2 separate regions of the Homo sapiens genome follow, and region 1 is linked to region 2. The links are chromatin loops, found by intact Hi-C in ENCODE. Cell type or tissue: IMR-90. All regions are shown on one strand. Links, peaks and the distances in the headings refer to the core of each region. The heading gives the core; the rest is flanking DNA.

Evidence for each region. Hi-C counts contacts between places; a loop is a spot of excess contacts. Peaks named below come from ENCODE experiments on the same cell type or tissue, not always from the same donor. Only the 100,000 strongest peaks of a DNase experiment are listed, where the experiment ranks them.
Region 1: it touches region 2 in a loop (1.8-fold over the local background); 5 of 110 quality-filtered maps call a loop at or near these places.

The regions. Positions count from the first base shown.
Region 1 is chr12:67,788,460-67,801,022 of GRCh38, forward strand. No RefSeq gene overlaps it. Among named protein-coding and RNA genes, the nearest start is that of LINC02421, 65 kb to the left of the region's middle. In IMR-90, for the core only: no CTCF peak of the experiment used is centred there; a DNase peak (open chromatin) is centred at 5,892.
Region 2 is chr12:67,690,161-67,702,723 of GRCh38, forward strand. It overlaps LOC124902958 (a long non-coding RNA gene), which reads right to left and starts at 4,042. Exons shown (of 2, transcript XR_007063355.1): 1 at 3,792-4,042; 2 at 1-2,009. In IMR-90, for the core only: no CTCF peak of the experiment used is centred there; no DNase peak of the experiment used is centred there; H3K4me3 peaks cover 589 bases; H3K27ac peaks cover 294 bases.

The sequences.
Region 1 (12,563 bases), core at 2,098-10,097, 98 kb after region 2:
CCCCACACGATGGTGTCTGGGGGATGTATTTTTGGAAATTTTAAACCACTCTATGTTTCTGATATGTTCCATTTAAGTGGGGGTTAAGTTTTATCTTAACAGGAAAAAATTAAGGCTGAATGATTATTTGTTGTCAAATACACATTATTAACAATTACAATCATTGGTATGTACATAATGAGTTTTTGGGTGTTCATCTGCTGGTTAAGAGCACAACCTGTCTTGCTTCTCATCAGATTTAATCATCCATCTCTACTCTCATCTATCAATTCATCTGTTCCTCCTTCTTAGTTAATATAAATTATGGCTCTTTTGAAATAGCTAGTAATTGTGCAACTAGCTTAGAAAGTTGTAGCCCTCAAACCTAGATTGTCATCCTATAGTATAAGAAACTGCTTTGAGGCTAGAAGGAAAAAGGAAATTACAGTATTAAAACTCCACTAAGAAAAATGCCAAATTCTAGCCTATTATTTATTATGTGCTCTAATGCAGAACTCAGAACTTTTCCAGATGAGCATACATTTGATTAAACATAACTTCTGAATCCTCTAGTGGATTATTAGGGTGGTCTGGCTCTCTTTGAGAAGCAGTAATGGATTCCTATGTTATCACTTAGTGGAAGACATTTAAGAAATTTCAGCAGGTGATAAATGAAGCAAAAGTGATATTTAAATTGAGGGAAAGAATGAATGGCTCTTTCCAGATCTTATTTCTGGGGTCAATATGGTAAAAGCATTTAGAAATGTATGTATTTTTTTCTTATTTTTTTAAAATTTACATCTATAGAGAATGCTAACTAGCTAAACTTGAAAGATGATTCACTTTGTTTAATTTGGATTAAATAACCCTTCTAGCTGTATGTTTTTTCTAATTATAGGGTCCCATTTTACATAACCAATTTGAAGCATCTCTGATTCAGCTCTGAACTCTAGAGTTTGTGCTATTCTCTACTTTCTCCATTGTGGTTTTACTAGTTCACTCTAGTTTGACATTGAGAAATGGAATCAGTCCACTGGAACAACTTCCATTCTTACAGGAAACTCTGATGACACTCAGAGTGCTCTTCATTGGGTGCAATGGTGAAGAGTCTTAGCAGAACTCTTAGACTTATGTGTGGAAAAGTTTTAGCCATGTTACAGTGATGGCCAGAGATTTATTACCATTTCACTGATTTTAGGAAATATTGTCCTTTCATGGAAGACCCTGGAAATTCACGGGCTCTTTCTAGAATAATCTGAAGTTTTCTCTTTCTGTTGGCATTTTGCTTACTGAGGTCACAGCTAATTAGTAGCCTACTTAGAAGAGGAATTTCTTTTCTTCTCTGGCAGCCAGTAGAATCTCATTGGATTGTAGCTGATAAAACAATCTTCTCTTTAGTGATAGTCTGTATTCTAATTGTACTTATGAGGCCTGTAGGTTATGGTTAAAATTAAAACACAATAAATAGAATAAATTTAATACATTAGCAACTATGCAAAACAGCAGCCACAAGTGACATGGATTTGTTTCTGTGTCCTAAAACTCAGTAGTATATTAGTGCAACATAATTACAGTAATCCTATGATGTTCTGCCATACAATGGCATCTCCAACTATATGAGCTCCTTCTGTCACTAGGGTTTATTTCTAGCGCTTCTCATATTTCAGAGTAACAAAATAAAGGTATTTAGCAGTGTTTCCTCTGGGCTTGGATGCAGTGTTTTGTAAATTGATTTTCATCCATATTCATATCAGGGCTAAATCAGAGAAACAAGGAACTTGACTTTCTACTGGAGAAGAGCTAAATTGAGTATAAAGATTGAGCATTAATGTGTGTGTAGTCTTTTCTCTGACAAGTTAAGGGGGCTTTGGTAGACAGTAGGAATGATTTAACCTTGGCAGTGTCTTCTGTTCAGAGTGTAGCTTATTTGGAAGTAACAGGCTAGAGGACTTCAGCCTTATGGGTTTCTTAATGGAAGTCTTCTTTCTTGAATAGAGAATATTACAGTTTGTGGATAGAAGCTTCAAAAGGATATGAATCATGAAGGTTTAACTTACGGTAACGGGTGGGACTCTTATACCTAGTTTAGAATCAAAGAACTTGTAAAAAAAAATTGGCCTTCTTATGGGCTAATTATCTAGCTACAATTTCTACAGCATTTTTGAATGAGGTATGACTGACTCCTCTACAGATGACAATTTATCTTTGCACTGTCAGAAAGGCAGCCTGGTTTAGTAGTCGCATATCATCTATAAGACCTGTAGGCTTTTGTGAGATTAAGCTACTCATGACCTTCTAAATGTCGTCCCAGTCTCTGATCTATATCCATTGCTCTCCATCCCTTCCTCCTCACCCTCTCCTCCAGCACCCTGTGGATGTTCCCCCACTTCAGGAGTCTGGCTCTCAGAGGATTTTTTTACACTACCAGTGTGGCATGTGTAACATGACCTGGACATCCAGTCCATGACAGTAGTTTTTGGTCTTGCTCTATTATCAGCAAATATTTCTGAGCACTCATCACTAAAATATGTATTCTTATTTTTAAATTATGTAAGCATACTATATAGTACTGCATTTTATACATAAAACATATACAAATTTAAAATGATAAAAATTAAAAAACAATGTAACTGGAAAATCTATTATTTTATTCTGTGTACCAAAAGATCATCTTCCACATTTCCTGGAAAGTCTGCCCCTCACTTTGGAGAACCTGTACTGTAGTACTGGTAGTTATAATTGTGTCCTCTAACTAGATGTGCACTCTGTAAGGGTACGGAGTATGGTTAATTCAATTTTGTATCCATGAAAGTTATCATAGCATCTTGGACATTATAATAACTTAATGATCCCTATTTTGAATGAATTAACAATTTCTACCTCTGCATCTTTTTTTTTTCATTAGTGCTCCTCTCAAAAATATTTCTCCTTCCCTTCCTTTTCACCTGGCCAAAGTCTACCTGTCACCCAAGTCAAGGCCAGGTTTTTTTTTTTATTTCCTATGAATTTTTTCCTGTCACTCTAAATCTCATGTAATCTTTCTTCTCACCTATAGAAATTACTGACTCTGCTGTTCACTTAACATATCGCATTCATTGTCGGTGACAGATGACATTTTCTCCTTCACTTATGAAGCTTAGTTTGGCTGGATATGAAATTCTTGGTTGAAAATTCTTTTTTTTAAGAATGTTGAATATTGGCCCCCACTCTCATCTGGCTTGTAGGGTTTCTGCCGAGAGATCTGCTGTTAGTCTGATGGGCTTCCCTTTGTGGGTAACCCAACCTTTCTCTCTGGCTGCCCTTAAGATTTTTTCCTTCATTTCAACACTGGTGAATCTGACAATTAAATTGTGTCTTGGGATTGTTGTTTTTGAGGAGTATCTTTGTGGTACTCTCTGTATTTCCTGAATTTGAAAGTTGGCCTGCCTTGCTAGGTTGGGAAAGTTCTACTGGCTAATATCTTGAAGAGTGTTTTCTAACTTGGTTCCATTCTCCCCATCAATTTCAGGTACACCAATCAAACGTAGATTTGGTCTTTTCATTTGGTCTTTTCACATAGTCCAATATGTCTTGGAGGCTTTGTTCATTTCTTTTCACTCTTTTTTCTCTAATCTTGTCTCTGGCAGGTGTCTCCCAGTCAGGCTACAGGGGGTTCAGAGACCCACTTGAGGAGACTGTTATTGGAGCTCGAACACTGTGCTGGGAGAACCACTGCTCTCTGCACACCTGTCAGACAGGGATGTTTAAGTCTGCGGAAGTTGTCTGCTGCCTTTTGTTCAGCTATGCCCTGCCCACAGAGGTGGAGTCTAGTGAAGCAGTAGGCCTTGCTGAGCTGCCGTGGGCTCTGCCCCGTTTGAGCTTCCCGGCCACTTTGTTTACCTATTTAAGCCTCAGCAATGGTGAATGCCCCTCCCCCTGCCAGGCTGCAGCCTCGCAGGTTGATCTCAGACTGCTGCGCTAGCAGCGAGCAAGGCTCCGTAGGCGTGGGACCTGCCAAGCCAGGCACGGGAGGGAATCCCCTGGTCTACCGGTTGCTAAGACTGTGGGAAAAGCACAGTATTTGGTCAGCAGTGTTCCATTCCTCCAAGTACAGTTTGTCACAGCTTCCCTTGGCTAGGAAAGGGAAATCCCCTGACCCGTGTGCTTCCCCGGTGATGTGACGCCCCACCCTGCTTTGGCTCACCCTCCGCGGGCTGCATCCACTGTCCAACCAGTCCCAGTGAGATGAACCAGGTACTTCAGTTGGAAATGCAGAAATCACCTGTCTTCTGGGTCAATCACACTGGGAGCTGCAGACCGGAGCTGTTCCTATTCGGCCATCTTGGAAGCCACTCAGATGACATTTTCATGCTGGTATATATCTTCCCAGATACATTGCAAGCTCTTCTTTATTTCCTTATCTGTAACTCACTAGCTTCCTTTTGCTATATTTATTTAAAAGTCATTCTATAAATATTCATTGAACAGATGACAAAGCTATCAATTCACTCAGCTACCCTTTTGACTCAAAATTGTCGTAAGTGTGTTTGGCATTTTGTTTTCTCATAGATGTTTAAAAACAGCTGTTCTTCCTCCAGAGCTCCCCACTAGCTGTTATTTTCAATACTCAATTTGCAAAAAAATTTGCCATAAATTGAGGAAAAAAACTGGAGAACACAATGTAAAAAATAAGCCTCTTAAGCATGCGCATAGAATTATGGTTCTGCCATAACAGAATTAGTGGGTTTTAGATTCCTTGAGACACAATAATATGTATTTTAGACTATCCAGACATATCAAGCCAATGCTTTGGAAACTGACTAAAGAATTAATGTACCTGGTTTGTCTTAAAACAATTGGTTATAGATGCAAATCAAAACCACAATGAGATACCATGTCACACCAGTCAGAATTGCTATTACAAAAAAGTCAAAAAATAACAGATGCTGGGGAGGTTGTGGAGAGAAAGGAATGCTTATACATTGTTGGTGGTAGTGTAAATTAGTTCAGCCATTATAGAAAACAGTCCAAGGTTTCCTCAAAGACCTAAAAATAAAAATACCATTTCACCCAGCAATCCCTTTACTGGGTACATACCCAAAGGAATATAAATTGTTCTATTATAAAGACACATGAACATGTATGCTTGCTGCAGCACTGTTCACAATAGCAAAGATATGAAATCAGCCTAAATGCCCATCAATGGTAGAATGAGTAAAGAAAATCTGGTACATATGCACCATGGAATACTATACAACCATGAAAATGAATGAAATCATGTCCTTTGTAGGAATATGGATGGAGCTGGAGGCCATTATCCTTAGCAAAGTAATGTAAGAACAGAAAACCAAGTACTGCATGTTCTCATTTATAATGGGAGCTAAATGATGAGAACACATGGACACATAGAGGGAAACAGTACACACTGGGGCCCATCAGAGGGTGGAGGGTGGGAGGAGGAAGAGGATCAGGAAAAATAACTGTGGGTACTAGGCTTAATACCTGGGTAACAAAATAATCTGCACAACGAACCCCCATGACGCAAGTTTACCTATGAAACAAACATGCACATGTACTCTTGAACTTAAAATAAAAGTTAAATAGAAAAAAAAGAAATAAACAAGAGTTCTAGAGAAGGATGGTAGAGTTGATTGCACAACAATGTGAATGTACTTAATGTCACGGAACAACAAACCCCCATGTTTACCTATCAACAGACCTGCACATGTACCCCTGAACTTAAAACTTAAGAAACAAACAAACAAGCAAACAAACAACTGCTCATGCCTTTCTATGTTCAAACGCTCTGTATAAGATCTAAATTCCTAAGTTCTGAGAAGCCCCTTCATTCAGAAGACTCTGGTGTTTTCTTTGGGCAGCTCCTTGGATGTGAGCTCTCAGCATATGTGATGTATAGATTAGGAATTCAAGAGCCTTAGATATTGGCAGCCAAACCAAAGGAGGCAGAGTTCATATAAATAAGACTTCAGCAAAATCTTCAACAAAAGTGATTTCTGTCTGATTACATAAGTATGGTAATGAGTTCTGGCTTTAATTCCGGTATACTTTCTGCAACCCTGGTTCATGCTCACATAGAGAAATAAGGAAAGCATTTTTAAGCTTAATAAAAACATTTCTAGTTGCCTGGAGCCCAGAAATAATTACAATTTCACCTTCATGTTCTAAAACTGTATGATTTCTTTCCATCAAAAGTCTAGTAGCATTTTTTATTCTGTATGGATGGTGCTTAATAAATGCTTGTTGGATGACTTAGAGTAGAAAATAAATGTGTTTATTGATGAGGGAATGATATTCATGTTCTACAAAATATCCCATTTCTCCCTCAGTATGTATCTTGGCAGAGTTAATTAATATATTCCATTTGTTTCTAAAAGGATTTGAAGATATATTCTTCTATTTTATCCTCACAATCGCCCTCAAAGGTAGGTGGGGCAGGTCTTATCCATCAGTAAATAGGTGACAAAATTGGGCCCAGATAGACTTGAACACTTCTAGTCTTAGTCTTGGAGATTCTTTCTCTAAAAGCTATGTATGTGTGTGATGGGGCAGGAAAAGAGAAGAAAAAAAACACTCGTATGATGTGCTGATGGCATTTAGATGTACAGCGGGAGGGAAAGCAGGGTTTCTCAACCTCAGCACGACCAACGTTTTGGGCTAGATTCCTGCTGTGGGAGGGTGCCCTGTGCATTGTGGCATTTTCAGCATCATCCATGGTCTTTATACAGGAGCAGTTGGATGCCAGTAACAGTTTCCTCACTCCCCAGTCATGACTTTCAAAAAATGTCTCAAGACATTGCCAGGTATTCCCTGGGCAGTCAAGCTGGCCCCCCATTGAGGACTCCTGAAGTAAAAGGGAAACACAAATGGCTTAGAATTTCCCAGGAAACATAGAAGAAGCCAGAATCAGACCTCTTAATTTGGTCACTTGTTTTGTTAACCATTTATTGAGTTCTTATTATATATGTAAGCTATCATAAGTTACTAGAGGCGGTATAAAGACTGGGAGGACGTGACTCATCCAAGGAGAAATTTACAGTCTGGTAAAGAAGGAAAAGGTCATGTGGACAATTGTGATAGGTGTTTATTGAATGCCTACTGAATGCAAGGTACTATACTAATTATGTTCCCTTTTATGGCAAGACTCAAATGGGGATAAAGTACACAGAAAAAAACAGTGCTGTAGGGATATTTTCTATGCACAAAGAGTTTTCAAACTAGAAGGGGGAAAAATGGAAAGAACTAGAAAAGAACAACATTGAGTGGAAAATAAAATGTGGCTGCTTTTAAAAAGTTATAATAAAATGTTTAATGTGATTCTGAAAATTACAGGAATTTTCAAAAGCAGAGCTAGAGAAGTAGGAGGAAGTTTTAAGCATATGGGAATAGAGGTGGGCTGTGGGGAAGAAATTCTAGATCAGAGGAGCAAAGGCATGGGGTACCCAGATTAAATACTCTTGGATTTTCTCAAACCTACTACACATTTCCATCACATTTTACTCTATTTTATTTGCAATTTTGATGACCCTAAGTCTACCTGTTCTTCAGCATCATGATTTTCTCTCCTCTACTGATCTTGATGTTTATTTTTTAAACTCATTTTTAACTTAGATGACGGGTTGATGGGTGCAGCAAACCACCATGACACACGTCTACCTATGTAACAAACCTGCACATTCTGCACATGTATCATGGAACTTAAAGTAAAATTTAAAAAAATTTCCTTATTATAAAAGTAACATAGATTTAGAAATGATAATAAAATGAAAATGATAAAATACACACAATCCTACTACCTAGACGAAAACCCTCTTTAGAGCTTACGCTCATTAAACTGCTTCATAATGTCATTTTTTGCTTAGCACAATATTATGAACATGTTTTCCCATTTGAATAAATTCACATCTGCAGCACCTTTCAGTGATTAAATATGTCTGTTATTTAGGTATATCCTCATTTATCAACAACTCTTCTATTACTAGTTTTTCTTATTGCTTTAAACTTCTCTTTATCACAGGCAAGGCTAGAATAATTTTTATTACAGCTACATTTTCCTTAATTACTTTCTTAGAATAATTTCTCAGTAGTTTCCAATATTTTCACCCTCAAGGACTCCTTTTACTGGGTCACATGTTTTGAAAGATACAATCTACCAAACTACATTTGGTATGAAAAAATTTAGTTTACTATTTTTTAATTAACCAAAGACTTTGATAACTACTTATCAAAACTTTGGGTCAGCTGAGATTTAAAAACGGATATTTACTGCATTAAGATGATATAATTCCAGCCTAAAGCAAAGAACCTTGATATGAAAGTTAGCCTCTGCAGCCTTATCTTAAGGAACTAGATTCTTTCTGTGAGATTTTCTGTAATATTAAAATTCACTTGTAGACACCCTTTTCCCACATTTGCGACTGCTCAAAGTTAGGGCTGAAATACTTGAAGTCGGTGAGTTGCTTTAAACTGCAAAAGAGAAATATAGGCATGATTGTCTAATTACATTAAATGTTTACTCTATTTTCTGTGGCCTGATGGTAGATTTCACATAATTGCTTTTTATCTGAAAACACCTTGTGCTTGGAATAAATTACTGGAGAACAAGGTTTTAGTCTGATGTGGGTTCCTTTTTTTTTTTTTTTTTTTTTTTAAGTGGTCCAAGTAGATTATTTCTGACAGTCTGTGAACAAGAGTAGCCAAACTCAGGGAGTCCTGAAGTTACCCTTCAAATGTGTGTTCATGTATACAACCTATTCTGTCCCTTGCCAGAGAGTGGCAGCTGCAGGGCTAATCTATAGAGAAGCTGAGAACCTCACTCATTTCCAAAACTGAATTCACTTTGGCCATTGCTGCTTGTCAGTTACATTGCTTCGTTTAATGGTATGATGTCCAGAATAGCTCTCTGGAACCAAACAAGAAGGAAAGAACTTCAGTGCTTACTTGGACATTCTAAATTTAGATCATTTTCTAACTGTTTACTGCCAGTGGGTTAAATGGTTTGGCTCCTGGACTGAAGTTTGGGTTACAGAATTCTTAGGCGGGTCCCTTCTTGCAGCATTCTGAATTCTGATTAGGCTTTGCAGCGGCTGTGCATATGCATGATGGTGCTGGTGGAATGGTTCCCAGGACTGTTCCAGCATTCATTTCAGGACAGATTTTTCAGTGTGGGTCTTCTATATGATGGTGAGTCAGGCGGTGCAGTGGTAGAGAGCGTCAGTATTGAGCAGTCTCAACTGAAGCCGTGATTGGCGGCTTGCCATGATGTCTGATGACAGAGTATCTGCCACGCTGGGGGCATTTTACACCTAGCATCTAGATATTAATTTGTTAACATTTTGGGAAACATTTGAAATTACACTGTAATCTTGCTGTTTCTTAGACAGTAAATTCCAGCATAGAGTGGGCTGCTGGTTTCCTGTTGAAGGGATCTTAAGCCTTGAAGCATCCAAAGAAATTCATTTAGGCAGCCCAGTCACCTAGAAAGCAGGCTTACTGCATGGGCTCTGTGTATGGCATCAGAGTGAGACTTCCTGTTATAGAATTGTTAAAGGACCATAACAAAGATAGAGTCAAGTTGGAGAGGGCTTGGACACATCCAGATTTCTGCCAATGCCCTCTGGGGTCCCTTGGGGCAGTAGCTGCCTAGGGCAGTGAGCCTCTGGGCTTTGTCTTCCTCTGAATTCCATAATGAATATCCAAAACCTTTTGTTTAGTAAAAAGAATTTTGTTGCAAAAAATTGCAATAAAAGAACAACAAAAATAAATAAAAGCAAAGCCTTCAAAACTCGGATATGAAATAGCCAGTAAGTATACACAGAAACTGAGGCGAAGAAGTGTCAAAAATTCACACTTAAGTTCAAAGACTATAAGTTCAAGGACCACAATTGGACCTAGATCTCACCAGACTTTTGTCCACAACTCTTTTTGCCACCTTTTTCCCACCCTCCTCCCTCCCTCCTCTGCCCTCCTCTTGCTCCTCTCCTTCCTCCTTTTCATCACCTTCCTCCTCTTATTCTTTTTCTTATTTCTCTTCCTCTCTATTCTTACTCTTACCTTCTTCCTCCTCTGGTTCATCTTCTTCCCTCTCCCTCTTCCATTTTTCCCCTGCCTTCTTTTTCTTCTCTCTCTCTATATTTTTATTGTTGGTTAAGGCAGAAACAGCTAAATTGTTGTGTGATATTTATGTAAACAAGTATTTAGCCATTTGTCCTAACTTAATGCCAGTTCATCTTAGCTCTAGCTAGGGTTTTAATCTAAGGATATTTTGAACTTGGATTTTTCATATCAGCTTTCCTATTGACCCATTCTAAGTAAGGTGTTTGGTTTGAAGATTTTCTTATAATAAAACTTGACTGATTTTCAAGACACACGTAGACTCACACATACCTGCCTGGTTTTGTAAGAGTTGGCAGGTTGCTAGCTGAGAGTCACTCTCTCCTCCCTATTGTCATTTCATACCAAGGACATTACCTAGAGATTTTTACAAATGAAATTTGAAAAAAAAAAAAAGTGCCCGTCCTAATGACAAATGGTCAAGAGAAAATGACAAGGTGGGGCTGTTTGAGGATATACTGAATACTTTACTGATCCTAAGCCAAGCAGAGCCATTAAAAAATAGTTCCCATGGCATTTCTGGCCTGAGCAGAAACAGTTATATAAGTCATGGGAAAATGCCTCTTCTCATGAAATGCCTCAGCTGAGTTCACATTATCTGAAGCTGTGATTCTCAAATCTGGGATCACCAGGACGTTTTCAGCAAAGCCTGTGCAATTGTCAACCAGCAGCTCTGTCTCCCTTTGAATTGTTTGTTCTGATAGACAAGGGTCTCCCCCAGGTGACCTCATTTCCTCCCTTTCTCCTCCCCTTTCCACACTGGAAAAAAATCTCACTTTCTGTTTGTTTGTGCTTTTTTTCCTCTCTCCTTTCTATCAATGACTACTGTTATGGATTGAATCACAGTCCCCCAAAATTCATATGTTGAAGCCCTAATCCCCAATGTGGCTATATTTGGAGATAGGTCCTTAAGGGAAGTAATTAAGATTAAATGAGGTCCTAAGGATGAAGCCCTAATCAATAGGACTGGAGTCCTCATAAGAAGAGGAGGAGGCACCAGAGGTCTCTCTCTGTGCTCACACAGAGGGGAGGCCATGTGAGAACACAGGGAGCAGGCAGCTATCTGCAAACCAAGAAGAGGCCTTAGCAGACACCAACCCTACTGGTACATAGGTCTTGGACTTGTAGCTTCCAGAACTCTGAGAAAACAGATGTATGTCGTTTTTGTTGTTTAATACCATCTGTGGTATTCTGTTATGGAAGCCCAAGGTGACTAATACAGCTACTTAACAAAAATGTCACGTGAACCTTCCTAAGCCACTAGGATGTCACAAAAATACTATTTCTTTGGTAGATTCAGATCGATAATGAGGTGTTAGTTGGGCATGGTGGCACACACCTGTAGTCTCGGCTACTTGGAAGGCTGAGGTGGAAGGATCACTTGAGCCCCGGAGTTCAAGTTCACTCTGGGCAACATGGCGAGACCCCTCTCTCTAAAAATAAACAGATAAATAAATAACATTTCCTGTCTCTTTGAAAAAAATTGTCTCTGATCCAGGAGTCTGAAAAACAAGAGTCTGGAAAAGCCAGCTTCTTCCGGCTGCATGCCTGCCTAGATGTGGGTTGTTCTGTGTGTTTGTGTGTGTGTGTGCATGTCTGTGTGTGTGTTTTCATGTAACAGTCACATACAAGCTCATGTATATTTGTTTTTACTATAGCTAACATTAGTTGAGCACTTACTACATGTGACAAACTGTAAGTACTTTGCATGCATTACCTCATAATCCTCACGCTAACCCTCTGAGGAAGATACTCTTATTTCCTTTATTTATTTTAGTTTTATTTTAAAATTTCAGTTCTTTTCATTTTGTTTTCTTCATTTGTTTGTATCATCTTTTGACTAACATCTCACAATTATTTCCTTTATTTAATTGGAGAGGAAACCCATATTAAAAGAGTCAGGGAACATGCCTTCTTTCAACTTCCCATTAGTGAGAGAAAGAGTCAGGACTTGAACTCAGGCAGTCTAATTGTAGAGCTCATGTTCTTACTACCTGATTGCAGTGCTTCCCATTTTTGTTTATAGCCCTTGTTTTTTATATCTTCTAATGTTCTATGTTAAAAAAAATTCTGAGGCAACTTCCAAAGACATATAAAATATAACATGGCATATAGGCAAAGATGAAGAAAAAATAAGGATGAGAATGGAACTTGGATCTAGAAATGAAGGGAATGTATATACTTGTGTTTAACTTGAAGGTCTCTGGCAGGCAACAAGAAGATGGAAACCTGTTCATTCTTGCAAGGTAAAGTGTTCTCAAATTTAAAATAATTGCAATTGCTCAGCAGAAGCACAACTCCTCTTATAATTAAGCCCAGGCAAGAATTTCTCCTAAATGTGCATGTGTGATACAGTGAACAAAACCGTCAGCCTCCTTAGTGCCGATGAAGTGACAAGTTCGCTGTGCCTGCCACAAGTGCACAGATATACGTACATGCACACATAACTGCATCCTCATCAAGCTGCTTATGTC
Region 2 (12,563 bases), core at 2,880-10,879:
CTATTCTTCCTATAAAAGAAAAATACTTCCCATACTAAAAAAAAAAAAAATGGTTAAATGTAAAAGGTTGGAAAAGGTACACCATGCTGCTATGGACTGAATTGTGTCTCTCCAAAATTCATATGGCAAAACCTTAACCCCCAATTTGACTGTATTTTGAGATAAAGGGATACATTAAAATACATTTAATCTCAAACATATTTTTTCATTTCTAGAAGTTTGATGTATACATTTTAAATATCTTTTAGTGTCTCTACTTAAGTTTTTGAACATATATAGCTGTAATAGCTGTTTTAATATCCTTGTTTGTTAATTTTAACATCTGCCTCAGGTTTGGTTTGGTTTCAGTTGATTGTTTTCCCTTCATTATGGTCATGTTTTACTGCTTCTTTGCCTTCCTGGTCATTTTTTTATTGTATGCCAGACATTGTATATTTTTTTCCTATTGAGTGTTGAATTTTTTTATTTCTATAAATATTCTTGAGCAGTTGAGTTGTTTGGAAACAGTTTGTGTTTGGGGATCAAACCTTTATGATTTGTTAATCAGGACCAGAGAAGTGTTTAGTTTAGGGCTAATTATGCTCCACTACTGAGGCAAGATTTCTTTGAGTACTCTACCAAGTGATTCATGAATTAGGAGATTTTCTAGTCTGGCTGATGAAAGTAAGCCCTTTTCCAGTCATGTGTAAGAACTTGATACTGTTCCCCTTAATCCTGTGGGATGGTTCTTTTCCTTATCTGCGGTTGTTTCCTCTTATGCATGTGATAATCAGTAGTGTGATGAATACTTGAGAGGATCCCTTTACAGAACTTGCCATCATATTTTTCATAGAGAATATCTTGCATTAGCTGATTGAAATATTTATTCTTGATTGGTACTTGGCAGTCCTGTTTACTACCTGTCCTGTATATGGAATATCACTGCCAACTTTAGCGGGGGGGGATGGGACTGGGTGGGCAGTTCCTGCAAAAACTTCAAATGACTAATTAGAAATGTCAGTGGCATTTTCTCCCTCAGAAACATCGCTGTTTAGGATCGTGAATTTTCTTTTACTCATATTTGATTCGATTATCTTTCTTTCAAAGAATTTTTCTAGAATGAATATTTTACTTGTATATTAGGAATAGTTTTTAAATAATCAGAACACAACTGCTCTCCTCAATTATCATCATTCTCATTACTCATTCCATTTCTCTGGCTGGCAGCCTATGGACCACTGGAAGGCCCGGCCAGGGGTGTGGTCATCAGGACTTCCCAAAAGCACATCTCCTTCCTCTGTGGCTTGACTGTGTGCCTCTCCTCTCGAGCTGCAACTGTACCATGAGTCTCCCTTCCAGATCAAAAGGAAGATCCCGACCGCAGTCCTTTGGAATAAGATTTGCTAGTATTCAATGTTCTTTCTTGTGTCTCAACTCATATCCATATTTTCTTCTCAGAATTCCATAGGTTTAGCCCTTTGGGGGTTTTTACTTTTTTCTTCTTATTTTTTATACTGCCTGTTCCTACTTTATGCTGTGTTTTACCCATATTTATGTCATTTTAATCAGTTCCATAAGACTGTGTTTGAACTCCCCACCTCCACTTGCTTTTGTTTTGGGTGATGACTGTGCTGTCCACCTCTGCCACTTGTTTCAGGCCCTACTACTTTTTCCCTCCAATGTTCCTTCTTTTGTGTCTGCCATCTATTATTGCTGAATACGTTATTGTCGTTTTTGTCTTCTTATTTTATTTTCTCCTCTTCTTCCTTCAGTGGATGTCTTGAGATGTTCTTGCTTCTTATGTTCCATGTTTGCTGACATAGGGCAAAACTAAGAATCTGCGACAAGACAAGCTGCTTTTTCCTCTATCAAAGCTGCCTTCATCGGGCAGCTGTCCTTCATTCTCAATTACTTTATCTACTCTTTTTTGCCTTTTTCACATCCAACCTGTAATCTATATTTTCCTTTCTTCAGCTATATCTTAAACTGTTAAAATAGAGCCTGACATGTAGTACACATTCAGTAAATATCTGTTGAATAAAAGAAAACAATAAATGAATGAATGGTTGTTTGGTAATTATCGCCTCAGTTGTTGATTCTTTGCTTTTATTTTAGTTCCTGGAAGCTGGTCTGCCTGGATCAGCATTGCGTGTGGTGCATATTTTTATGTAGTTTGCATTACCTTATGCCCCACAAAGACCACACATTTCTTACTATACAGGAAGTGCTGTTGCATCCTGGGCTTCTATATGCATAGTGATTTTCCTTACCATGTGTGTTGATGTGTTTTTAAAGTGGGAAGTGGAGGCTTTTGTGCATAGAAAGGAACCATGTATAGGTATTTGAATATTAAAATAACATTTAATTAATTTAAGTTGCAAACGAAACTATAATTTTCTTAGGACTTTAAGTTCACTTTGTGATTTTGATTTTACTTATAAACTAAGTAATTTTTACATAATTTGAAATCATCCTTCCACTTATTTAATTCAATTTTAGCGGATTAAAATCCTTTATAGTCATAGTAATAAGCCATCAATTAAGTTCCCCTAAATTTTTAAAAACACTTCTAATTTATTATATCAAGCAACTGAGTTGCCTCACAAGGCCAACTTAAGCCTCAAAAGGCAAAATCAAAGAAATTGTAAATCTCATAATTCACCCTTAAAACCATAATGAGTCAAAATATTCAAATACTGTCTATAAACATTATCAAATTATCAACTCTGTGACTTAAGATAATGAGAATAAAATTGATTATAAATTTCACATAGAAGTTATGAAGATCAATTTGTCAGATTTCCTAATGTTAGGTTTTATTAAACATTACTAATACTTTAAACACAAAAATTATAACTTCTGTTTCTAAACCTATTAAACAGTATTAATGCTTTGGGTGGGTCCAATTTACTTCATGATCTTTATGTTCAATTTTTAGCACTCCTATAATTGTAAAATCATTTCCCTATGAAGGGGAGCAGTTTTACATCCCAGCTGGGCTGAGGTTACGCGGTTGAAAGACCTGGGGCTGTGATATAGTTACTTATTTATCAGATGTTTAAGATAAACATGGTTCATAGGCTACAAACTTCTAGAATGATTCTGCCCAAGCCACAGACAGACACACTGAGTCTTTTTCTATATGCTGTGTCCATGAGGGGCCAAGATCCTGTCTTTTTGTTGGGATTGATTTGGCAGACAATGTCTCCTGGCCATTTTAACCCCACATTATACTTTTTCCCAAATCTTTTATAACACCTTAAAACATTAATTATCTTATCTTTTCTAGGTGGAGATTTGTGTACCCTATTTAGGTTGCCACAAATTGCTTTTATCACTTGGTTAAAGTCTTCATTTCTTTCACATTTTTTTTTTCAGCTTGACTTTAAATCTTGTGTACAAATCCAAAATTTGAACATTAACTGGGAGTTTTATGACATTAAGGAATTACTGTTCACCATTCTTTTAGGGGTGATCATGGTATCATGGGTATTTTTAAGAGTCTTTATCTTTTAGAGATATATTCAGAAATATTTACTGATGAAAATACAAGTAAAACACAAGTCAATAAATCATATTAGACCCAAAGTATTCCATTCATGCAAATCCTCAGGATCACAATGATTTAGAAAAGGTGAAATCCAGAGGCCAGAGCAGGGTCCTTCCCTAATCAGCTTTATCTTTCATGCTTTTCTTAATCAAATGAAAAGAATCCCAATTCGAGTTAAAGTAGCAAAATCTCCCCTCCGCCCTCTCCGCTCTCTCATTTCCCCTCTCCCCTCACTTTTGATTCTTTTTGCCTAGGTTTGGACCTGATGTTTAGTCTTGTTCCACATGGTGGCAAGAAGGCTTCAGGTAGCTCCAGGGTTGTATGGTACTGACAGCTAGCAGTCTCAAAAGGAGAAACTCAACGGCCAGCATCCATGACAATTACTCCAGAGAGCACTGATTGGCCATGCTTGGGTCATGTGTATTCCTCTGGACCAATCACTGTGACTCAGGAAATGGGGTGTTCTGATTGAACACCCTGGATCACAGGGTAGTGGGAGAAGCAGGGCCCTTTGATCCATAGACTCAAGAGAATGATTTGGAGTTCGGGAGGGGCAGTTTTCTGCAGTAAGGAACACCAGACAAACAAAAAAGTGGCAGATGCCCATTACAGAACAAAATATATTCAGACAATTTTGTGAGATTCATGTATATCAAGTCTTTGGCTGTTCCTGCTGCCAGCTACAATCGTTGTCTGTCCCAAATGGAAAGGCACTTGGCAGCTGATTAACTCAATCCCTTCTTCCTTGGCATAGCACTATTTCATTTTTGTATTGCTCAGTTCCAAATCTGTCTTTTACTTTTCCTGGAACTGCTAATACATTACAGTCTTTATCCAAGTCACACAAGGTCTTCTATATTTGTTTTTAATTTGGAATCATCACCAAGTTTTTCCAGAATTCTATGTTCTTTCCTATAGATATATATTCTCCAGGATAACTCCTGTTTCCCAGCTAAGCCAACTTCCTGGGGATTTGAATTACTGAAAAGATGTCCCTTTAGGCTCATCCCAATTCATGTAATAAATTGAGTCCCAGTGCATAATCTTACAGTCAGCTGCTTTTAAAATGAATTCTAAACTCAATTGAGTTTCCATTCAAGAGGCATTTCCTATTCCTACTTTTATCTTCCCCTGTCAGAAAATGCAGAGCTGCTTCTAGTTTCCTGTCCTCCTGGGATGCTGCTGCTGCTGCTGATGATGATGACAATTATAATAAGAAGGTAGTTAATATTTACTAAGTAAATTAGTGCTGGCATTGTGCTAGGTATTTAGTGCAATCTCTCTTTTAATCCTGACAATGTGCCATAAGGCAGATGTCAAACCCCAATTTTACATAGAGGGAAATAGGCTCAAAGTGGGGACTTACTCCAGGTCACACAGCCAGTAGGTGGACTATCTGAGATTTGAAACCAGGTCAATCCAACCCCAAATGCCACGCTCTTTATCCCTGTGGTTAGACACATGAAACTATCACCTTTCTTTCCCTTTTCTTATTCCTCCTCCCCCATCTTACTGGTTTTGCTTTCCTTTCCAGCCCCTTCCAATTCTTTTATCTTTTTTCCTTCCTCTCTTACACAAAGGTTTAATTTGCCTTCCCCATAGTAGGCACTTAATAGAAAGTTGTTGAAATAGTTGTGTTGCCAATTTATTGAACAGTCTAAATTTATGCTTCCATATTGATGGTCATTGGATCCCTTCAACCACCTCTGTAAGGAAAGCTAGGTGTTATTCCTATTTCATGCATCAGAAAATTAAACATAGACAATGAAAGAATAACAGACATGTAGGGTCAACTCGTTTTATCGGAATGAGGGGTTAAAGCCATTGAACAGGTCATGCCCTAATAGACTCTTGAAAACCTGAAAAAGCAAGCGATTGATCTGCCTCATTTAGAATAAATGCCCGAGTCCTTTCCATGGTCTGAGCCTCTTCCTTTTTGTCCTTTTTATATTCTCAGCCTCCGGGCCCCAGGCTGTTTCTCCCATAGGCAAGCTTTTACCTCAGGGTTCTGCTCTACCCCTATTGTCTCCACCTGGAGCTCTCTCCCTCAGAAGTCAACAAGGCTCTCTCTCTCTCTCACCTCTTTCAAGTCTTTGCTCAAATGTCTCCTTAGTGAGGGCTTCCTTGGCTACTGTATTTAAGGCTTCCATGGCTACCATAACTAGGCTACTCAGTTCCTATAGGATTCCCTTTCCCCTTTCCTGTTTTACTTTTCTCCGTAGAACTTTCCACTTGTTAAATTAATATCATTATTTAAAATTTTCTGAATTTAAAGAATGTTTGCTCCATTAGGACAGGAATTTTGCCTGTTTTCTTTACTAGTATACAGTAGGTACTCAATAAATTTTCACGGAATGGATGAATGAATAAATGCAGATTTTCATTCATTCATTTATTCAAGAGACATTGACCACACAGGAGATGAGCTGCCTGTCCTCCTGCCTGCTTTGTTTGAACACCTCAAGGAGGAAGGCTAATAAAAGTCCAATGCCAAATATGAAAATAAATATTGCAGTCAGATGTTGAGTAATAAAAAGTAGTGTAAAATTGCTGTCTTAATCGCTATGCCATTGGAGAAGCCCAGTTTAAGACAAGGAAAGATCTGTAAGACAGGGTCAGCCAGGGAAAGATAGGAAAGGAATTCTAGAGACAGAATCCTTCCCCTCTGCTCCAGCCCAAGATGCTGCCTCCTGTTTTCTGAGAAATAAGAAGGCAGGTCTATTCCTGTTATCTTGGGACTCAGCAGGGCAGCCCTGTTCTTTAACAAGACAATCTTTCAATTTATGTGACTTGCATATTTTAGAATAAATTCTGTTAATATGCAAGCACTAATACTGTAATACAATCATTTCTACTTCCTGCCAGTGTTTTATGTCTAAGGCGGCAGCTCAGTGCAGAAAGAAATTTAGGTAGGCAAGGGAATAACACTGCTTTCCCTTCATGCTCAACAATGTGCCACCTGACATGGGATTCTTTTCAGTTCATTTGTTTGTAATTTAAACCAATTCCTGTCTCAGCATTGGCTCATGCCTGTAATCCCAGCACTTTGGGAGGCCGAGGTGGGAGGATCACTTGAGCCCAGGAGTTTGACACTAGCCTGGACAACATAAGGAGGCCTTGTCACTACAAAAATAAAAATAAATAAATAAAATAAAATTAGCCGGGTGTGATGGTGCATGCCTGTGATCTCAGCTACTTGGCAGGCTGAGATGGGAGGATCACTCAAGCCCAAGAGATAGAGGCTGCAGTGAGCTGTAATTGTGTCATTGCACTCCAGCCTGGGCAACAGAGCAAGACCCTGTCTCAAGAAAGATACAGTAAAATAAACAAACAAATTTTTGACTGGGAAATGTCTGTTAAAACATCAGGAAGACTCCCAAATTAAGGAAAGGACTATCACCATCAACCTCAAATTGAAAATTAAATCATTTTTCAATGTCTTGAAAAATCATACAGAATCTCTACAAGTCTTGGCTTTGCCTTAATAATAGTCAGTACACTGGCCAACGATGGCACCAAGATTAAAGGAGGAGGTGAGTCTGGAAACACATGAACTTGACCTTCTACAATCGATTTCCTGTGAGGGAGACTCTGGACATGGGCAAAGCTTTAAGCCAAAGATCTGTGATGCTCAAGGCTCATCCAGGCATTGGCAGTGTATTCAATGTATAAAAAAAATTCTTTTATTTCCAATGACCTGTTTTATGTTAATTTTATTGTGATGTAGAAAAATAACTAGTGTGTCCTTCAACTTACTTGCCAAAACCTACTCTTTTAAATATTTTCTCAGGAGAAAAGTCATTTTAATTTTAACTTAAAAAAAAAAAAACCACAACTTTTCAGGTAAATTGCCAAACAGATGTTTAGTGCTTAGAGTCTCAGGGCAGCCTTTGTGTTGTGGTTGCAAACATACCTATCTTCTAGATCAGAGGTCAGGAAACTACATCTCTGTGTCACAAACACGACTGCCGTGTGTTTTTGTAAATAAAGTTTAGGATAACCACAGTCATTCATTGCATATTGTCCACTGTCTACTGTCTACATATATTGTGTACTGTCTCTGGGTGCCTTCCCTGCTATGGCAGAGTTGAGTAGTTGAGATAGAGACAGCATAGCCCACAAAGCTTAAGATATTTGCTCTCTAGCCCTTGACAAAGAAGTTTGCCAACTCCTAATCTAGTAGAGGCAAATTTCTGTTATAAAGTCTGTACTTATGTTTACTCATGAATGCATCCATTCTTTTAGAATAACATGGATCATAGTGTACATAATAAACTGTTCCAAAATGGCAATATGGTTTAGTGACCATATATTATTGTCACCATTTCCCTTATTATGTTAACTTCTATTAGATGAAAATGCTATTCTGTAAAACAGAATTATGAAACAGTATACACAGCACAGTGTGAGAGTCAATGGCAAGACATTGCACACAATGAAACCCAGTGAAATGTGAAGAGGCTAACCGGGAAGTCTCCGTAAGTGCATATATTTCACAGCTGTGGTGCTAAGAGACAGATTGCTTGGAATGCCATGAGTAGACAAAGCCAAACAAAAATGAGAGCATGAGGAAATTTTTCTGGTGAAAACAATTTTTCCTTACAAATTTGAAATATTTTCCCTTTTATGTTATATTCTTTTTTTCCCCTTTTGAAGTAACATGGCTTCATCCTCTGCCAAATGTATTCCTTCCCACCCCTACCCCACTTTTGGTTTCTTCAATAAATAAAAATTGATTCCTTCACCTCGTTCACATGGACAGTTTCACAAGCTTATAGTGCATGTTGAAAGAAGTGTTGGATTGATTTTTTTTCAGTAGATGAAAACAGTAAAATTGTTAAACTGCATTAAAAAATTTTCCATATAATTGAAGGTGAAGGCATCAATAAGCAAAGCACTTTTAAGGCAATACTAAGGTTCTCAGCCTTTGGACTGTATTGCTTTTCTTCTCCCCATCACGGGGAATGAGATCCATTCTTGGCTGTTTAGTATTCTGTAATGAAAGGAAAAGTCACTCCCACATTTTTTGGGGTAGAGAAGGGGTTGTTAGTCAGCAGGACTATCAAACAACAGTAGTCATTGCTGTTGCCTGGGCTTTTGAGGGGACCAAAGGAGACCAAACCGAAAGGTTCTGTAAAGTCTGTCTAAGTGAAAGATGTTGCTGTTATCATCTGATTTAGTCATCGAAACCTCCTAAGAACCTCTACAGAGGTTTGAGATGGGGAAGGAAGGAAGTGAAAGTAAAATCAAGCATTTCTGTGACTATTTAAAGCCACCCTAGCAATAAGCCTTGCATGGTAAAGAGTTGAAATTGAATGAGGCTTTCAGTTTTCTGTGGGTTTCACTGATTCACATTAGCCCAAGGGCTTTTTGTGTCTCCCCATGTAGCAGTAGTTACACCCCTGGTTGGCATGAGATAAAATCCTGCCGTGCACACAGAAACCAACTTCTTAGGCATTAGTCAGGGTCTCTCTGAAGTAGAAGTGCCTGAGCCACTTCCGTTTTTTTATTTTTAATACTCATGATGTGTTAGAAAGTGAAGAAATGCCAAGACAGACTTACAAACACTGTGGTATACTTTTTAATGTTTATGTTTAAGAAATTAGTAGTCTTAACACATGCATTTAAGTAAGTGCAATGTAATTATTTTGCTTTTCAAAAGATTTCAACATAAAGAAGCATTTCTACAGGGTATACTATAGGCAGTGGGACCCAAGTTTAAGGTTGTGTGAGGGACAACTCCCTCCAGTCAGACGAGTGAAAGTTACTGCACATATAATCTCACTTGGGGATGATGTCAAATGTCCATGTCTGCGACCCTGTCTAAACTAGGAGGCTGGGCTAAAAGGCTCCCTTGCCCTCCTTCTCCCAGCTCCCCCCACCCACTGCCACCACTGAGACCAGATCGTAAGTACACAATTATGCCTGTGTGGGGAAGTGGGGAGGAGAAACACAAGGTATGATGGAGAGGTCCATTATGTACTCTTACACAAATATTTTTCAAGTGCATACTATGTGCAGAGGTAAGAAGATAGTACCATAGTTAAACTCATACTTAGGGTTTAAATCCTGGCAGTGTTATTCCCTACTTGAGTTATAAAACTTCTCTAAGCCTTAATTTTCTCATCAGTTAGCTCATTTGTGAGGTGCTTCATTAGTTGTTATGAGGATTAAATGACTTACCCACATAAAGTTATCTGAACAGCACCACCTTGCACTGTGAGCAAGCAGTATAAAAGTTCTTGACCTCAGGGAGCTTAATTTCCATCTCCCTCACTGCATTTTGCTCTCAGCTCTCCTGTCTGCAAGCTGGTCTACCTGAAACAACTGCCTTGCAATATCAAAAGATATCTGATAAAACGGGTAAATATAGCTCCACTGATGAGGACAAAAAAAAATCAGCTGTATTAAGGAAATTCTCTTAAAAAGTCATTAATCTTCCATTCAACAAGCAACAATGTGTGTTAGACACTGTTCGGGGAATGCTGATATTGTAGTGAACAAACCAGGTGTGGTTCTGTACTCATGGGTGGGAAAGATATTGGATACATACATTGTTCTGCACAATGTAAACATTTTGTTGCAGTATGAAGTGCATACAGAAAGTGCACAAATAAGTGCACAGCTCAACTCATTTTCATGAAACGAATGCACACATATAATTAGTACCCAGTCCAATAATCGGAATCTTACCAGAACCCCAGATGCCTTCTTGTGCCTCCTTCCACTCACAGTCACTTCCAAGGGTAAATATTATACTCATTTCTGTTAGGTTGGTCCAAAAGTAATTGCGGCATTTACCATTAAAGTAATGTGCAGTTTTCCTGCACACATTACTTTAATGACAAAAACCACAATTACTTTTGCACCAACCTAATAAAAGTCAGTATAGTATTCACTGCCAGGATTCAAACTCTAAAGTAATGGCAAAAGCCGCAATTACTTTTGCACCAAAATAATACAACCACAGATTACTTTTTCCTGTTGTAAAACTTTATGAAAAAGGAATCCTGACGTACTCTTTTGTAATGGGCTTTTTTTTTTCACTCAACATTATGTTTGTGAGAGTCATCCTTTTTTTGTATGTAGCTATAGTTTATTTATTCTCATTCTTGCATATTGTTCTCCTATATTGTATGAATTTACCATGATTTTTGTATCCATTCTATTGTTGATGGACATTTGGGTTGTGTCCAGTTTGGGAATATTACAAATACTGCTTATGTTACTATTAATGCTGTTAACATTCTTGTTCATGCCATTTGTTAGATATACATATGTATTTCTGTTGGGCATATTTTTAGGAGTGGAGTTGCTGAGTATAAGGTATGGGTATGTTCAGTTTTAGTAGATACTGTCAAACAGCTTTCCAAAGTAGTTGTAACAATTTACACTCTGGTCAGCAGAATAAGAGAGTTCTGGTTGCTTTATATTGTCTGTCTTTTTCATTTTAGTCATTTTGGAGGGTATGTTGTAGTTTTTGCATTATGATTAAAAACATTTTTTTTTTCAGAGACAGGGACTTGTTCTGTTTCTCAGGCTGGAGTGCAGTGGTGTGATCATAGCTCACAGCAGCCTCGAGCTCCTTGGTTCAGGCCACCTCAGCCTCCTGAGTTACTGGGACTGCAGTCCTCCCAGCTCAACCTCTCCTGAGTCACTGGGATTTTTCCATCTTAATTTTCATCTGTGCTTTCCTAATGACTAATGGAGTGCCTTTTCATATGTTTATTTTCTGTTTGAACATCTTCTCTCATACAGTATCTATTCTGACATTTGCCCATTTTTCTATCGAGTTATTTTCCTGTATCTCATTGATTTGAAGGAGTGCTTTAAATATTCCAGATAATAGTCCTTTGTTAGATATATGTTTGAAAATCTCTCTCTCAGTGTATGACTTTTTACTCTCTTAATGGTTTTGGAGAACTGAAGCTCTTAATTTTAATGCAGTCCAATTGATCAATATTTTTCCCCTTCACAGTTATTGCTTTTTGTGTTTTAAGAAATCTTTGCCTGAGACAGTTCTTGTGGAAACAGCTAGTGCAACACTGAGAAACTGTTGTACATTATGTTGCCTAGAGTACAAACAGCACAGTCAGGATAGCTAAAGGTGACCCCAAGAAACCAAAAGGCAAGATGTCTGCTCATGCCTTGTTTATGAAGACAATGCTGGGAGGAAAATACAAATAATAATCCAGAGGCCTCTGTAAACTGCAGTTTCCAAGAAGTGGAAATACACTGAGAGGTGGAATACAATGTGTGGTGAAAGAGAAATACAAATTTGATGAAATGGTGTGGTATACTATGAGCAGGAAATAAAGGATTATAGACCAACTAAGGGAGGCAAGAAGAAAGATGATAACACCCTCCCCTCATGCCCCACCTTCCTCTTCTACTTAGATCTCTGCCCAATAGTAAATCCACAAATTTAGGCATTTCTACCGGAGATGTCGCCAAAAACCTGGATGACTGTTATGTATGTAGAATTCCTAAAATGCCCCCATAAAGATATTTCCCCCTAATCCCAGGAACCTGGGAATATGATGAGACATCACTCACTAGTGTGGTTATCATATTTCATGGCAGGGTTAGGTAATCTCCTTAAGATAGGAGATTATCTTGGAGGATCTAATTTAATCACATGAGACCTTTTAAGCAGAGAGCTTTCTCCAGCTGGTGGCAGAAGAAGTCAGAGAGATTTGAAGAGTAAAGGGGTTATGGCTTGAAGTTGCAGCAGGCCCACCTGAGAAGGAATTCAGGAAACCTTAAAAGACCTGAGAGAGGCCCTGGCCAACAGGCATCAAGGAAAGAGGATCCTCAGTCCTACAACCACAAGGGACTGAATTCTTCCAGCAACCTGTGTGGGCCTGGAGGTGATGTCTACTTAGAGCCTCCAGGTGAGGACCCAGCTTGGCTGATGGCTTGGTTCCCGCCTTGTGATTCCCTGAGAGGAGAACCAGGTGACATCGTGCTGGACTTTGTTAAAAGCTGTTAAGTGTGTGGTAATTTGTTATACAGTGACAGAAAAATAAAACAT